2 separate regions of the Homo sapiens genome follow, and region 2 is linked to region 1. Evidence: chromatin loops called from intact Hi-C (ENCODE). Cell type or tissue: ascending aorta. All regions are shown on one strand. Each heading gives the region's core, and the rest is flanking DNA. Links, peaks and the distances in the headings are about the cores only. Region 1 overlaps IWS1 (interacts with SUPT6H, CTD assembly factor 1). Region 2 holds the start of LOC105373609 (a long non-coding RNA gene).

The links. Hi-C counts contacts between places; a loop is a spot of excess contacts. Peaks named below come from ENCODE experiments on the same cell type or tissue, not always from the same donor. Only the 100,000 strongest peaks of a DNase experiment are listed, where the experiment ranks them.
Region 2: it touches region 1 in a loop (5-fold over the local background); 4 of 110 quality-filtered maps call a loop at or near these places.

Annotation. Positions count from the first base shown.
Region 1 is chr2:127,506,112-127,511,490 of GRCh38, reverse strand. The region is part of intron 2 of IWS1 (interacts with SUPT6H, CTD assembly factor 1); the gene reads left to right. Among named protein-coding and RNA genes, the nearest start is that of IWS1, 18 kb to the left of the region's middle. In ascending aorta, for the core only: no CTCF peak of the experiment used is centred there; a DNase peak (open chromatin) is centred at 2,610; H3K27ac peaks cover 2,857 bases.
Region 2 is chr2:127,567,267-127,572,645 of GRCh38, reverse strand. MYO7B (myosin VIIB) reads right to left here. Exons shown (of 48, transcript NM_001393586.1): 6 at 2,736-2,857. LOC105373609 (a long non-coding RNA gene) reads left to right here and starts at 1,684. Exons shown (of 3, transcript NR_132317.1): 1 at 1,684-1,765. In ascending aorta, for the core only: no CTCF peak of the experiment used is centred there; DNase peaks (open chromatin) are centred at 2,155, 3,135, 3,795 and 4,385; H3K27ac peaks cover 2,484 bases.

The DNA of each region.
Region 1 (5,379 bases), core at 272-5,271:
GAGTCTTGAAGGGGTGAATGTTTTGTAATTAATAATTAATGAGATTTTGTTACTGATGGTGCATAACATTTATTGAATATTCACAGGCTCTGTGCTAACGGCTTTGCATGCTTTTAGTCCTCAGAACTGCCCTCTACGGTATAGATAGTATTCCTAATTCCATCAGATCAAGGACATGGAAGCTTTGAAGAGTTAGGAAAATGTCCTTTGATCACATAGTAGAAAATAGCAGAGCTGGGGCTTGGACCTCAGGTCTTTCTGACTCTAAATTCCACAGCCTTAACTGTCACATTATGTTGCACAAAGTCCATCCATTCTACCTAGGGAGAAAGATGGAAGAGACTTCATGGGGCGAGTATTTTTGGCAAGTTTTTAGGCACGAAAAAGACAAGGTAGAAGAAAGATATTCTTGGTAAAGGGAACAGCATTTGTAAAGGCGCAAAGTTAGTGGTTCCACTCTGCTGGAACTGGAGTAGAATTTCTAAAATGTGGTCAGAATCATGTGGACCACATGTCAAAATTCAGATTCTGTGACACCTTTCCCAGATACACTGAATTAATATCTGGAGGTGAGAAGCACAAAAGTTTGTATGGTTTTCTCCAAAGTTCCCCAAGTGATTCTTAAGCATACTGAAGTTTGGGAACTGCTGGTGTAACACATAGGGTTGATGGTGAGTGGAAAGAAGTGAGTCTAAAGAGGTAGGCAAGAGTTTGCATCATTATTATAAAATCTTAAACTTGGTTGGGAGGCCAAGGCGGAAGGATCACTTGAGGCCAGGCATTTGAGAACAGCCTGGGCAACACAGACTGTCTCTACAAAAAAAAAAAAAATTATCCGGACGTGGTGGCGTGTGCTTGTAGTCTCAGCTACTTGGGAGACTGAGGCAGGATGATCTCTTGGGCCCAGGAGTTCAAGGCTATACTGAGCTATGGTTATGCTACTGCACTTCAGCCTGGGTGACAGAGTGATACCTTGTCTCAAAAAGACAAAACAAACCAAACAAACAAAAAACAAGCTTTGTGTAGAATTTTTTTTTCTGGTATTCATCAGGAGTGCCTTTGTTTCTGACTCTTATTCTAAGATCAACCAACTTTTGATAGACAGGGGACACAAGGGACATTCTGGTTTATAGCTTCATTATATTAAGTGTGTGCTTGGGAGTTTCTCAGAGTGTTGCAACACTCCAGGAACTACATTGGATTGACAGCATTATGTATTTTACTGCAGGGTTTCTCAGATTCTTTCATGCTCATTAAACTGATACGCATTGACAAAGTCCAGTATGATAGTTTCAGCTATATCTTCTGGAACTAAGGTCCCGTGAAACATGTTTTTGAAAATGGTCCTATAGATATTTCCTCATGGAATGTACTGTGTGGTTTAGTGTTGAGCATTTTACCAGTTTATAATGGTAGAGTAGTATGCAACATCAAGTACTTTGAGTTTGACACTTCTCACCAGTAAAGAAGAAACAAAGTGTCCTGAGTTATTTGGGTCTATACACGTTTCCATTTGACGATATAATACTTTGAAATTTGAATACTTTACAAATTATTATTTGATTTATAGCAGTTTTATTTACTTTGCAGTTTAAGAATGTCAGTTATCTCTCTGTGTATTGTGGCCCTGGTCATAAGAAGTGTGGTTATTCTTTGTAGACTGAGATAAACAAGATTGTTTATTATGATGGATAACCAGTGATTTATAACTGCAGTGTGAATGATGGCTAAGAAGGAGGTATGAGGCATTATCGATGGCTTTTTTTTTTTTTTTTTTTTTTTTGAGATGGAGTGTTGCTCTGTCACATAGGCTGGAGTGCAGTGGCACGATCTTGGCTCACTGCAACCTCCGCTTCCTGGGTTCAAGTGATTCTCCTGCCTCAGCCTCTCAAGTAGCTGGGACTACAGGAGTGCGCCACCACACTCAGCTAATTTTTTGCATTTTTCGTAGAGACAGGGTTTCACCATGTTAGGCAGGATGGTCTCAATCTCCTGACCTCGTGATCTGCCCACCTCGGCCTCCCAAAGTGCTGGGATTACAGGCGTGAGCCACTGCGCCCGGCGGCATTATAGATGTTTCTAAAGCATCTAAGGACCTTCTGAGTGCTCAATTTCTTTTACCATTACAACTAGGAAATGTGTTACATTATTTTAGAAATGACATTAAATGTCAGTTTCAACTGTTGGTTTGTTGTACTCATCTGACTTTTAAAAAACTGTCTTTTGGATTTTTTTTAAGCTTGCAATTTAATTGCCAAAACCACTCTAAAAACTTTGGATATTGTTTTGATAACTTTTAAGCTTAACTGTATAATTTCCAGCATACTCGTCCCAAATTCTGTGGTGGTGTTGTCTAAGTGTATTCTTTAGCTCGAGTCTATTAAACTAGTACTTCTTTACTGTAGTGATTTCTCCCCTTTTTTGCCCTGTCATGCCATACATAATGCTATGTTTTCGTGAAACTCATAAAAAATTCATGAGGATTCCTAAATTTTACAATCATTGTCTTATGCAGTGTCCTTGTAAGGGTTTGTTTTGGAATGCTACACCATGTGTCAGGAAATCTGGGGTAGAGTGTAGCGGGTGAGTTTTGGATGACTGCCCAGTGTCTCTCACTTCTTTGGGAGTGACTCCCAGTGCTGTGCCCCGATCCAGCTGTAACTGATTGAGTCACAGTTTCTAATATTGCCTTGGCCAGTTAAGTCATCTCTCTTGGGGATTTATAATTTAGGTTCTAGACAGGGTATAGCTGAGTCATGTTACTGATGGTACTCTAGTAAAATGATCCTTGAGTTCCCTTTTCTAAGCTCTCTGTGCTGCGTTGGTACTTAACCTTCCCAAGTGTTTAGTCATTCAACTGACTTTGATCCTGAGAAGATTGTTCTTTTTTTCTGGACTTAGCTAGAGATGATTTCTGTAGTTTCAACTAAAATAAATCAAGTCACACATAGAAATGGTGTTAGAGTTATGTGATGGATATATCATGGAGAGCATTCCAAAAGCCAATTATAATTTTCCTTTTTGCCTCCTGCTTTAATTGCCTCTGCTGGTACTGTATGCCTCTCCCCACCCTCCCGTCTTAACTCAGCCATCACAAACTGCATGCAAACATGCCTGTTGTCTGCACACCTTTTTTTTGCAGCTCAGTTTCATATAGATGCACTTCCAGTACACTTTTGAAATATCATATACATACTTTGTGAATAGTGCATGTCACACTATACTGTTACAGTATGCTTGGCTGGCTCCTCATCAGACAGCAGCTCTTAAGGTCAGGCCCTGTGACATACTCCGCCTGGATTCTTGGTGTCTTGCACGTAGTAGACATGAAATACATTCTTGTTGGATTAATTTTTCCTCACCTTATGTTATTCCCACTTAAGGCCTTTATTACTCATTTAACAAATACACGTTGAGTATCCCTTATCCAAAATGCTTCAAATCAGAAGTGTTTTGGATTTAGAATTTTTTCGAGTTTTGGAATATTTACTTATACAGAGTGAGCTATTTTGGCGATGGAACCCAAGTCTAAACACGAAATTCATGTGTCTTATATACATAGCTGGAAGGTAATTTTACACATTATTTTAAATAATTTTTCACATGAAACAAAGTTTGTGTTGGGTGCTTATGTGTGGAATTTTCCACTTGTGGTGTCATGTCAGTGCTCAAGAAGTTTCAGATTTTGGAGTTGTCTGAATTTTCAGATTAGGAATGCTCGAACTCTACCTAGTGTGTGTATGTTCTGGAGACCATTCTGCACTCTGAGGATACCTCAGGAAAACAAACCAAAATATGTCTGCCTTCCTAGAGCTTACAATCTAGATAGTTAAATTTTCCATCTGCATTCTTTTAAATTATGAAGTGTGGCTAAAGTAAACTTTAGGCAACATACAGACTATTGTACGGTAATTGTAAGATTCTATGATATCTCTCAAGTCCTAATACCGTTTTAATAGATAAGTGCCTGTTTCAGTGGGATAATAGAGCTTGTGACTGACAAGGAATCTAATACAGTACTGTGTTGAGTGCCCAGTGAGAACTCAAGAAAAATGTATTTAGGAATTTTGAAAAGTGTATGATTTTGGAAACTTACCTGAATGTGCTATATTTCAGTGACTGTGTATAGCAATGACTCTTTGCAATGCTGTGCTGTCATAATGGTGATAAAATATTTAAAAACTCTTCAAACATTGGCTTTGTAGGCTATTTTATAATTTTTCATATTCTTTTTGAATTTGTAGACACAGCATACTTGGGTTAGTAAAAGTTTGGGTTTTATGAGAACATTTTCAAGCCATTTATCTTGTCATTGACAAGAATAATCTTGTCACTTAACTGTTTCATAGCATGATGTTGGGCATATATATTATTAAAGGCTCTTTGGTCCTTGAAAATTGGTCTGTGGTAGGTTCACATAGCTTAAGTCATATATCTAACAAGAAATATTTGGCTCAGTAAATTTTTAAGAGGGTATACTCAAACACGGAAATACTTTCACTTTTTAAGCTAGAATATTATTGCCATGTTATTTAAAGTTGAGCTACCAGATGGGAGAAAAAATTCACCGGATCCTAAAATACTTGTTAGTATTTTGGCATGTTTAATTTTGTATATTTTTCTCTGCATTTTAAAGCCATAGCTATAATATGCACATATCAAGTTTGTACCCCAGGGCATGTTTTCAGAGTAATTATTTCAAGTAACATTATGTGTTGGTATAGTTAGATGAATCATGTTCTCCCTAAAACTTAAGCTTTCTTGTTTCTAGGGTTACTAGACACAGGACCGTGACTACTGTAAGCCTCAATTTTGTTATCATGAGAAGTACCATTATGAGGAGTAAATGAACTAACAGGAGAGAGCCTGTTGTGGTATTGGCTCTTAGTGGGTACTTAGGAAATGTTAACTTCTCCTTTCTTTGTTTGCTTAAATTATCTTGGGAGAAGGTGCCCATATGTTATTTGACCCTTTAAATAAAATTAAATTTTATAGTTCTTTTCCCTTAAATAATCTTAACCTTATAAAACCCAAGAATGTTCCTGTGTAAAAGAACTTGGTTACATGTTTGCTTGTATTTCTTTGAAAAATAGAGTTATTTATTTTTATTTATTTATTTTTATTTTTGACAGTCTCACTCTGTCACCCAGGCTGGAGTGCGATGGTGCAATCTCAGCTCACTGCAACCTCCGCCTCCCAGGTTCAAGTGATTCTCCTGCCTCAGCCTCCCTAGTAGCTGGGATTACAGGTGTCCACCACCACGCCCAGCTAATTTTTGTATTTTTAATAGAGACAGGGTTTCACCATGTTGGCCGGGCTGGTCTCGAACTCCTGACCTCAGGTGATCCACCACCTCGGCCTCCCAAAAGGTGTGAGCCA
Region 2 (5,379 bases), core at 171-5,170, 61 kb before region 1:
TGGAATAATAGAGTATCAACATGCAAAACAAACAAAGAGAGAAGGAGAAAAAGAAAGGAAGGAAGGAGAAAAAGAAAGGAAGGAAGGAGAAAAAGAAAGGAAGGAAGGAGAAAAAGAAAGGAAGGAAGGAGAAAAAGAAAGGAAGGAAGGAGAAAAAGAAAGGAAGGAAGGAGAAAAGATGAGAAAGAAGCAAGGAAGGAAAGACAGAAAAGTCTTTTTTTTTTTTTTTGAGACAGTCTCACTCTGTCGCCCAGGTTGGAGTGCAGTGGTGTGATCTCGGCTCTCTGCAAACTTTGCCTCCTGCGTTCAAGCGATTCTCCTGCCACAGCATCCCGAGTAGATGGGATTATAGGCGCATGCCACCATGCTCAACTAAGTTTTGTATTTTTAGTAGAGATGGGGTTTCCCCATGTTGACCAGGCTGGTCTTGAACTCCTGACCTCAAGCGATCTGACTGCCTTGGCCTCCCAAAGTTCTGGGATTACTGGCATAAGCCATCATGCCCAGCCAAAAGTCTTTTTTTCTATGCTGTGTACCTTGCACCATAGAAAAATATCGGATCACAAATGTAAATCATAAACTGGATCATCAACCTAAATATAAGACCTAAAACTACAAAACATATAGGAAAAACATAGGAGAAAATCTCTGGGTTAGGCAAAGATTTCTTAGATACAACACAAAAAAGCATGACCCATAAAAGGAAAAATTGAACTTCATCAAAATTTAAAACTTCTGCCCTGCAAAAGACCCTGTCTAGAGAATGAAAAGACAAGCCACAAACTCGGACACAATATAAGATGTAACACCTATCTTATAAAGGACTTGTATCCAGAACACAGAACGAACTCTTAAAACTCACTAATGGCCAGGCACAGTGGCTCACGCCTGTAATCCCAGCACTTTGGGAGGCCGAGGCGGGTGGATCACCTGAGGTCGGGAGTTTGAGACCAGCCTGACTAACATGGAGAAACCCCGTCTCTACTAAAAATACAAAATTAACTGGGCGTGGTGGTGCATGCCTATAATTCCAGCTACTCGGGAGGCTGAGGCAGGAGAATCGCTTGAACCTAACAGGCAGAGGTTGCAGTGAGCCGAGATCGTGCCATTGTGCTCCAGCCTGGGCAACAAGAGCGAAACTCCGTCTCAAAAAAATAAAAAACAAACAAACAAAAAACAAACAAGCAAAAAAAAAAAAAAAAACTCACTGGTAAGGAAATAGACCAATTAAAGAATATTAAAGAATAGGCAAAAGATTTGAACTGACACTTCACCAGAGAAGATATACAGAGCGGAGGTAAGCATGAGGAAGGACGCTAACATCCTTAGTCGTCAGGGCCACGGGAGTTACAAGCATGCTCCACACATATCAGAAGGCAGACCAGGTCCTTCACTGTGCCAGGTGCTGGTGGGGACACAGGACAACCAGAATGTTCCTGCTCTGCTGGTGGGAAAGCAAAATGCTGTGAGCATTTTGGAAAACATTTCGGAAGTTTCTGACAAAGTGAAATGGCTCACTTGCCTTTTGAGCCAACAATTTCACTCTTGCATATTTATCCAAGGGAAAGACCAATGTGCACACAAAAACCTGTATGTGAACATTTATAGAGGTTTTACTCCTAGCAGCTAAAAACGATAAACAACCCAGATGTCCTGAACGGGTGGAGAAGCTGTGGTACCTTCACGCAATGGAATTCTACTCAGCATTAAAAAGGAATGAATCACTGATGCAGGCAGCAACAAGGAAGAATCCCAAATAGCCAAGGTAACTAGACACAAAAGGCTACAAACCCTGTGATTTTACTTCTATGACGTTCTGGAAAAGACAAAACTGTGAAGGGGGGCGGGGGAAAGACAAATCAGTAGTTGCCAGGGGAGGGGTTGGGAAGACAGGGTGACTACGAAGGGGTGTGAGAGAAGATCTGGGGGGTGAAGGGAAAATTCTATTTCATGATGATGATGGGAACCACAGGCCTGTATGAGTTTGTCAAAACTCACAAAACTGTACTTGAAAAAGGTGAATATTTACTATATGTAAAGCAAACTTCAGTTGTAAAGAAACGAGAGAGACTGTGCTGTCCAGCAGCTGACAGCCTTGGGGCCGAGGCCACGGGCTTCTGGGCAGCCCCGACTAGACTGAGGCCGGGGTCACCGGGGCCGAAGCCAGGAGCCTTCTAAGGAGCAGTTTGCTCCAGAGCTGCCTGCTGGGTTGGCCAAGACTTAGATCTGGATCACAGCGTGAGCCTCTCCCGACCCAAGCTGCTTCCTCTCTTTTTCCCGTTCATAAGCGTCTGAGCAGCATCCAAGTTTGAAGGCTCATCCTGCCCACTCCTGCTTTCTCCCACTTTGCCTTCTGCAGGTTTACCCCTCAATAAACCTCTTGCAGTCCTCACTCTGGCCCAGCAACTGCTTTCCAGTTCAGTTCCAGCAACTGAACACATGCATCTAGCATTTCCCAAATTGATTTGATCTTGGATGCCTTTTTAAAAAGAATATTCCTTACAATCCCGTGGAAAACACACCTGGTGGAAGTTTATTAAGTCCTCAGTCTTTCCCCTTTGTGCTGCCTGGCCCCCCTTCCCCTACCATGCACCCCACCCTTGTGTTTTGTGTCCCAAGGGTCTGGAGGAGTTGCTGAAGGTTTGTGGCCTATCCTGTCCCTCCCCATGGTCCTACCTGGCAGGAAGGCTCCAGGGGGGCTGGGGGAGAAGGGCGGGTCCCAGAGTGATGCTTACCCTCCAGGATGGGGTTGGCTTCCAGGACCTGCTGCTCAATCCACGAATGCTGGCCACTGATGGTGGCCAGGAACTGCAGGATGAGCTTGGTGGTCTCCGTCTTGCCAGCCCCAGACTCGCCGCTGCAAAAAGGGTGTGCAGGGACATGATGCCACAAAACGACTATTTTTTTCAACACCTCTCAACTCTCCTGCAAACCCCAGTCCTGCTTTCTGAGCCAGTCTGACAGGGATGGCCTCTCCCCTGCAGAAATCCCACTGCACTGAAGCCCTGAAATCCCCTGTGGGTCTCAGGCTGCCTGTGTTGTACATGTTATTGTGTTTGTCTTTTCTTCTGTGCTTGGCTGCAAGTTCCTTGGCACACTCGGATCTGATTCATTCCAGGGTCAGCACCACAGTGCCCAGGACGTACAGAAGACTGAGTGAGATGACTCAGTGTCTTCCTAATGAAAGGGTGGCCCACAGGCCAGCAGCAGGCTCGGAATGCAGATGCCCAGGTCACACAGGCTCTGTTGATCAGAATCTGCATTTTCACCAGATCCCCAGAGGATTCCTGCACTTTGGAGTTTGCAAAACAGACTCCCACAGTCCCATTATCCAGCTTCAACTCCCGGCCAATTTTGTTTCCCGTCCTGTACTATTTTAAAGCAAATCCCAGATGTTGCTTCATCTGAAAATATTACCTTTTTTTTTTTTTTTTTTTTGAGACGGAGTCTCACTCTGTCACCCAGGCTGGAGTACAGTGGCATGATTTCGGCTCACTGCAACCTCCACCTCCTGGGTGCAAGTGATTCTCATGCCTCAGCTTCCTGAGTAGCTGGGATTACTGGTGGCTGCCACCACACCCAGGTAATTTTTATATTTTTAGTAGAGATAAGGTTTCACCATGTTGACCAGTCTGGTCTCAAACTCCTGACCTCAGATGATCTGCCCGCCTCGGCCTCCCAAAGTGCTGGGATTACAGGCATAAACCACCGTGCTTGGCCTGAAAATACTGTCTTTTTTTTTTTTTGAGACGGAGTCTTGCTGTTGTTGGCCTGGGCTGGAGTGCAATGGCACGATCTCAGCTCACTGCAACCTCCGCCCACTCCAGTTCCAGCAATTCTCCTGCCTCACCCTCCTGAGTAGCTGAGATTACAGGCGTCGGCCACCAAGCCTGGCTAATTTTTATATTTTTAGTAGAGACGGGGTTTCACCATGTTGGCCAGGCTGGTCTTGAACTCCTGACCTCAGGTGATCCACCTGCCTCAGCCTCCCAAAGTGCTGGGATTACAAGCGTGAGCTACCGCACCCGGCCAAAATATTACCTTTTTTAAAAGTTATGATCAAAATACCCACAATCACTATGCCAGCAAAGCAGAGTGAGATCAACAAACCTCCAGTGATAGCTGTGGACTCCCCTGAGTGCCTGTCAAGCGCCAGGCGTTTTTATAAACACGAGCTCATCAAATAACCTGCCATTGTAGAGACAGGGGCTTAAGGGGACTTGCCCACAGCCCTGGGGGAGGAAAGGGCAGGAGGAGAATGCAATTTGATTCAAAGTGACAAGTGACATTCTGCTCACTGCAAGGAACCAAAATCAGGGGGCTCTTTCCTCTCCTTGTTCACACTGCCAGCCCCGCCAACCTCCAGGTAGAGCCACACCGTAAGCTCCCTGGCCAGCCAGCCTGCGGCCCAGCTCTGCTGAGGGGCCTCTTGCCCTGCCTCTGGGGGCAGGTTGGGAGTTCCAGCTTTCTCCCAGAGTACCTGTCTGCTGTCTTCTCCAGAGCCCTGGGTTTGAATTTCCCACTTCACTGCTGTGTACCACTGGAACAGGATCTCAGCCCCTCTGATTGTAGGTCTCTCCAGCAGTAACATGAGACCATATCATGGGAATAAGAGCATCTCTTTCAGAGGGTTGCTGAGGACATGAAATGTGATCACCTGTGCCTTAGGACTTCATTCTGGTCTCTGTTCAACATCCCTCCTCAGAGAGGCCGTGCCTGGCCTGCCCCCTATCTAATGAAGAGGCCGACATCACCCTTTCCTCTCCCCTGCTGTGTTTTTCTTCAAAGCTGTTAGGACCTACATAAAAACGCACTTATTTGTTGCCTGTCTGTCTCCGCTTCTAGAATATAAGCTCCCTGAGGAAGGGATTCTGGTCCCTTTTGTTAGCTGCTGCCTCACCATGTTAGGACAGTTGGGGGCACTCAGTTGGGGCATGACAAAACCTCAAATGATTGAATGAATGAATGAATGAATGAATGAATCCCCCAGGTGGATCATGTCATCCACGCCATGGACTGAGTTGGGGTGCATGGGGCTGAGGACACCAAAGTTCTCTGCTAGGATCCAGTGTTCCTGGAACAACGGGTGCAGACTCCCCTGAGGGGTGGCTTCCATCCCCGTGGCCAGCCTGCCACACCCTCCCCTCCAAGTTCTCAGGGTCTGTGGTCACTGGTAGAGAGGCCAGGCCAGGCAGGGAGTCTCTGAAGCAGTCAGGACCTGGACTGGAGGGGACACTTTCCTTCTGGTCCCCTAGTGAACTGAGAGCTGTCCCCTGGAGCTGCTGCTCCTCTGTCCTCACCTGAGGCCTGCCCTGTGTTTTTTTTTGAGTGGGCCCTCACCTGTTCAACTCCTGCAGCTTTAAGTGCCTAACCTGGGTC